2 separate regions of the Homo sapiens genome follow, and region 2 is linked to region 1. Evidence: chromatin loops called from intact Hi-C (ENCODE). Cell type or tissue: ovary. All regions are shown on one strand. Each heading gives the region's core, and the rest is flanking DNA. Links, peaks and the distances in the headings are about the cores only. Region 1 overlaps ABCC1 (ATP binding cassette subfamily C member 1 (ABCC1 blood group)). Region 2 overlaps ABCC1 (ATP binding cassette subfamily C member 1 (ABCC1 blood group)).

Evidence for each region. A loop is a pair of places that touch in the nucleus more often than their neighbours do. Peaks named below come from ENCODE experiments on the same cell type or tissue, not always from the same donor. Only the 100,000 strongest peaks of a DNase experiment are listed, where the experiment ranks them.
Region 2: a loop joins it to region 1, with 2.3 times the contacts of the local background. A loop is called at or near these places in 6 of 110 quality-filtered maps.

The regions. Positions count from the first base shown.
Region 1 is chr16:16,126,280-16,129,192 of GRCh38, forward strand. The region is part of intron 26 of ABCC1 (ATP binding cassette subfamily C member 1 (ABCC1 blood group)); the gene reads left to right. Among named protein-coding and RNA genes, the nearest start is that of ABCC6, 96 kb to the right of the region's middle. In ovary, for the core only: a CTCF peak has its summit at 1,550; a DNase peak (open chromatin) is centred at 1,542.
Region 2 is chr16:16,020,882-16,023,794 of GRCh38, forward strand. The region is part of intron 5 of ABCC1 (ATP binding cassette subfamily C member 1 (ABCC1 blood group)); the gene reads left to right. Among named protein-coding and RNA genes, the nearest start is that of ABCC1, 73 kb to the left of the region's middle. RefSeq lists an enhancer at 1,191-1,485. In ovary, for the core only: no CTCF peak of the experiment used is centred there; a DNase peak (open chromatin) is centred at 1,360; H3K27ac peaks cover 1,348 bases.

The sequences.
Region 1 (2,913 bases), core at 128-2,627:
AGATGATCTCCCTTCAACAGACAGATAAACAGCAGCCCTCACACTTGGAGTCTTCAACAGGACGGATTCTGTCTATCAGAAATAACCTTCTGTTATTTGTTATGAATTTGGTTTTTTTGTGTGTGTGATGGAGTCTCACTGTCACCCAGGCTGGAGTGCAGTGGCACAATCTCGGCTCACTGCAACCTCCTCCTCCCAGGTTCAAGTAATTCTCCTGCCTCAGCCTCCCAAATAGTTGGGATTACAGGTGCCTGTCATCATGCCTGGCTAATTTTTGTATTTTTAGTAGAGATGGGGGTTTCACTAAGTTGGCCAGTCTGGTCTCAAACTCTTGACCTCAGGTGATCCGCCTGCCTCAGCCTCCCAAAGTGCTGGGATTACAGGCGTGAGCCACTGCGCCTGGCCTGTTATGTATTTGTATAGGGGACTCCTGTTACGGAAAATAATACTACTTTTCCTTTTGTGATTGTAATAAATTTTCCTCTTAAGTAAGTTGAGAAATTAAGTCTAAGTGACTTGATTAAGCATATTAAAACAACAAGAGAATGAGTACATGCATACTACACGAATGATGTAGCTGGGAACTGACCAAAGTTTGGGAAACCCTGCCGTTATTGAACCCCAGTCCCCTTTTTATAGATGGAGAAAAAGGGAACCTGGGGAGGGACAACAGCTGATCCAAGGTCCCACGTGGCTTGGTAGAACAGCTGGGACTAGGACCCGTGCCTCCAGTCTTTGATGTTGCGTTGCCCTTAATAACTGCCTTCTTAGGCCCTGAACAGCAGCACAAGTAGGAACAGCAGTGATAATAGATAATCACAATAATGCCTGGCGACACCCCCACCCTACATTAATGATAACAGGGACACACATAGTGCCTTGTAGAATGTCAGGCCCAGACTTAAACGTTTAATATAGAGTAATGCACTCAGTCTTTACCCCGCTCTATGACTGATTTTTGAGACACGGTCTCACTCTTGCCCGGGTTGGAGTGTAGTGCGATCTCATTCGCTGCCTCCCAGGCTCAAGTGATTCTCCTACCTCTGCCTCCTGAGTGTCTGGGACCACGGGCATATGCCATCACACCGGACTGATTTTTGTATTTTTAGTAGAGACGGGATTTTGCCCAGACTCATCTTGATCTCCTGAGCTCTAGTGATCTGCCTGCCTTGGCCTCCCAAAGTGCTGGGATTACAAGCGGGAGCCACCATGCCCAGCCCAGCCCTATAATTTAGATGCTACTATTACCCCCATTTTACAGGTGAGGAAACTGAGACAAAAAGCTGAAGTTACTTGCCCAAGATCACATGGCTGGTAAATGGCAGACCTAGGCGTTGAGCCTGTGCCTCCTCAGAGACCCTATCCAGTGCCATGGGAGTCATGCTACCCGGCCTCCTGAGGAGAGATGCCCCTTGGGAGTGAGACCAAGGCCTCTGTAAGGTCTGTCCTCCTGAGGAATTCACAGAGGTGACCTCGGCCCACTCCTTTAACATTCTGACTGGGTGAACCAGGTCCCATGTCACGGGTGAGCATTGTAAGAATGGCGTGAGTGCCCCCGTGAGGAACCAAGGGTGTATTACACCGGCGGCTTCCAACTTGACACTGAATTTAATTCACTTACAAGGTATTTCATTAGGTTTTTTTTTTTTTTTTTTTTAGATGGAATTTGGCTTTTTTTTTGCCCAGGCTGGAATGCAGTGGCACGATCTCAGCTCACTGCAACCTCCACCTCCTGGGTTCAAGTGATTCTCCTGCCTCAGCCTCCCAATTAGCTGGGATTACAAGTACCCACCACCCCGCCCAGCTAACTTATTTCATTAGTTTTTATAATAGCCTCATTGACATGTGAATTTCACATGCCATGGAATTCACCCAGTTAAAGCGTTCAGTTAGATTGAATTCAGTTTTTTTTTTGTTTGTTTGAGACTTAAGTCTCGCTCCAGCCTGGAGTGCAGTGGCATGATCTCAGCTCACTGCAACCTCCTTCTCCTGGGTTCAAGCGATTCCCAGCCTCCTGAGTAGCTGGGATTACAGGCGATTTTTGTATTTTTAGTAGAGAAGGGATTTCACCATGTTGGCCCGGCTGGTCTCGAACTCCTGACCTCGTGATCCACCCGCCTCAGCCTCCCAAAGTGCTGGGATCACAGGTGTGAGCCACCACACCCGGCCTGAGTTCAGTTTTTAAAAGCATTTTACTTTTGACTGACTTTTATATTTTTAGAAGGATCGTGTTTGACAAACCCAAGAGAAAGTAATTGTCCTCATTAGTCCTACCACTATTCTGTATTTGCATGTATTTTTATATATAGATAGAAAGTTCCACATACTTCTCTCCATTCCGCTCACTGTGTTGTTATAGCATCTCCCCTTCAATTATGTACATAAATTATAAAATAGAGATACACTTGTTGTTTTAAAAAAGAAAAAATCAATACAGGGCTGGACACAGTGGCCCACGCCTGCAATCCCAGCACTTTGAGAGGCCAAGGTGGGTGGATCACTTGAAGCCAGGAGTTCGAGACCAGCCTGGCCAACGGTGAATCCCGTCTCTACTAAAAATACAAAAATTAGTTGGCATGGTGGCAGGTGCCTATAATTCCAGCTACTTGGGAGGCTGAGGTGGGAGGATCGCTGGAACCCGGGAGGTGGAGGTTGCAGTGAGCTGAAGAAACATCACTGCACTCCAGCCTGGGTGACAGAGTGAGACTCTGTCTCGAAAAACAAAAAAACAAAGAAGTTTATGGTGGAGAAAGACAGTTTGTTCCTGTTCGCCCCGTTCCTCTCCTCTCCAGAGAGAGGCCCCATTAGCATTCGGGTGAATTTCCCCCAAAACTTTCCCGTGTGGATTCCCACATACCCCAACACTTTTGTTTGCTTGTTTCTTTTTCTTTTAACGTAAGTGGAATCTACCTG
Region 2 (2,913 bases), core at 234-2,733, 110 kb before region 1:
CAGACATAAGTGCCTTGCTCGACCTGAGTAGTAGAGCAGAGATTCGAACTCACGACTGGCTGTTGTGCACAATCATGTCACTTCGCTTGGTTGTAACTGCTGAATGGGAGGGTCTTGGCTAAATAATGGCTTTGTGTTAGGCTAGAGGCTTCACGTGGCAGTATCCACCTTGTAACCTCAGTGCCTAAGACACAGCCAGGCACACGGTGGGCCTGTAGTGGTAATTTATTGTTGTGTTATATGGGGAGGTGCTCAGTACATGTGGCACGTATATTATGTCTTGCATAAGGGTGAAGTGTGCATGAGGCCTCACAGGACATCAGATTAAGCTGCTTCTCTGCCTTCATCCTGTTCAAGTATTACCAGCAAGAAAGAGGAAGGGGACTGATGTATGCACAGATGTTCTGAAGGCTTGGCATGGTGTCAAGAGCCTTATTTTTTTTTTTAATGTTGCATTTTGGGGGGTTAAATATATGTAACCTAAGATTTGCCATTTTAACCATTTTAAGTATGCAATTCAGTGATGCTAAGTGCTTTTAAAAATCTTGTTCAAGGCCAGGTGTGGTGGCTTACACCTATAAACCCAGCACTTTGGGAGGCCGAGGCAGGTAGATCACCTGAGATCAGGAGTTTGAGACCAGCCTGACCAACATGGTGAAATCCCATCTCTACTAAAAATACAAAAATTAGCTGGGCATGGTGTTGAGCACCTGTGATCCCTGCTATTTAGGAGGCAGAGGCAGGAGAATTGCTTGTGCCCGGGAGGCGGAGGTTGCAGTGAGCTGAGATCGCTCCAGTCTGGGCAACAGACTGAGACCCTGTCTCAAACAAACAACGAACAAATGAACAAACAAACAAACAAAATAACCACATAACTACCTAGCAACGTAGCCTAGCAATTGAGATGGGGGCAAGGAAGGGTAGGAACCAGGTCCTGTGAGAATCAGCTAGACTTGTGGCTTTGGGCTCGGTGCTCTTCCTTTGGGGACGTCAGCAGCCCCTTCTTGAAAACGGGTTGCAACTCGATTTGTTGTTGGCTTCACCTCCTCTCTCTGTCCCAGACCTGAGCCCTGTGATCTGGGGAGGAGGACAACGGGACAACCTGTTTGCTTGTTTTCCCATCACTCTCAGGGATTGAATCACAGTGGAGCCAGGAAGATGGGGAGAGTCCAGGCTTGCTGCTCTCCCATCCTCAGAGCAGCAGCAGGCCATCCATCACCTGTCGCCTGTCCTCAGAGTGATCAGCCAAGGCCTGGGGCGGCTGGGGTCAGGTCAGGCAGGGCGTGGGTGGGAGCTGGCAGGGCTGGCTCCTCCAGGCCACTTCGTGCTGAGTCACTGAGTCGGCCAATCCTCCCCAGCTGGCCCTGCTCCCACTCCATGACTCAGATGTCTATTCCAGCCCTGGCTGCTTGGTGGGGCTCCTCCCATCTGTCCTTCTGGCTCTGGGGCTGCCGAGGCTTTTGGGAGCCTGGGCAGGGCTGACCAAGACTGCCAGAGCTCCGGCCGGTCCCCAGTCTCCTGCCTTTTTTCTCATTGGCACTGAGTCTGTGGTTTAGGTTTGGGGGAGGAGGGTCTTGTAGATAAGGGGATCAAGGCCAAAGGAGATCATTTATTAGGTCCCAGCTGAAAGCAGAGGTCCTTGGACCAGTTGGAATGCTCGACATCCCCCGGAAGCTTGCTAGAAATGCTGGGTCTCAGGCCTCATCCCAGACCTACCAAGTCAAACTCATTTTAACAAGATCTCCAGGTGGTTCAGGGTTGCAAATCACTGGTTTGGAACATTCAGTGAAAGCTACTCAGCTCGTTTGCAGTAAGAGGTATTTTTAGTCCTGTCTGTATAATATGTAATATTTTCCCCCCAGCATTTTACTATGAACATTCTTAAACCTACAGAAAAGTCGAAAGAATTCTACTGTGAGCAGTCATATAGTTGGTACCTAGAGCCACAGTTAACATTTTGCTAAACTTGCTTTGTCACATATCTGTCTGTCTAACCAGATAGCTAATCAGCCAGCCAACCGGCTACTTTTGTTTTGTTTTTTGTTTTTGAGATAGGGTCTCACTCTGTCTCGCAGACTAGAGTGCAGTGGTGTGATCATAGCTCACTGCAGCCTCCAACTCCTGGGCTCCAATGATCTTCCCGCTTCTGCCTCCCAGGTAGCTTGGGCCCTACAGGTGCACACTACTGTGTTTGGCTAATTTTTAAATTTTTTGTAGGCGTGAGGGCTCCTTATGTTGCCCAGTCTGGTCTTGAACTCCTGGCCTCAAGCCATCCTCCCACCTCAGCCTCCCAAAATACTGGGATTACAGGCCTGAGCCACTGAACCTAGTTTTTTTGATATCTGAAACTTCCTTCGAAATATATTAGTATTCTTTCATGCACCCACTTCCAAGTAAATCATTAGCTAGAGTTTAAGATCTGTTTACACTTCTGAGTTTTTTGCTTAAAATTTACATACAGTGAAATTGCTGATCTCAAGTTAGCATTTGATGAATCTTGGTAAAGGAATACTTTAAACCCCTGTCAAGATATAGAACACTGCAAGGACGCCAGGAAGTTCCCTCGTGCCCCTTCATGATCAGTCTCTGTCCCCACCCACCAAGGCCTGATCTTGGACCGTTGATTAAAGCGTTGAAACTCCATTTTCTTTCCATTTCTCCGTCATGCTTTCAGTCATTTAATAATCAGGTGTTGTGCCAGGGGCTGAGCTAGAAAGAAACAGACCTTGACCACTGCCCTGGAGGAGAGATGGAAGGTGGGTGGCAGGCAGTTGAACCAACAACTGCAGGATGGACAGTGGGGGCTCTGAGGGAGGGAAGTGCTGGGAGTTGTGGGGGCTGGGAGAGTGGTCCCTGACTCAGCCTGGGGCTCCAGGGCTAGCATCCAGGGAGGAGAGGGGATGCTCAAGTCTA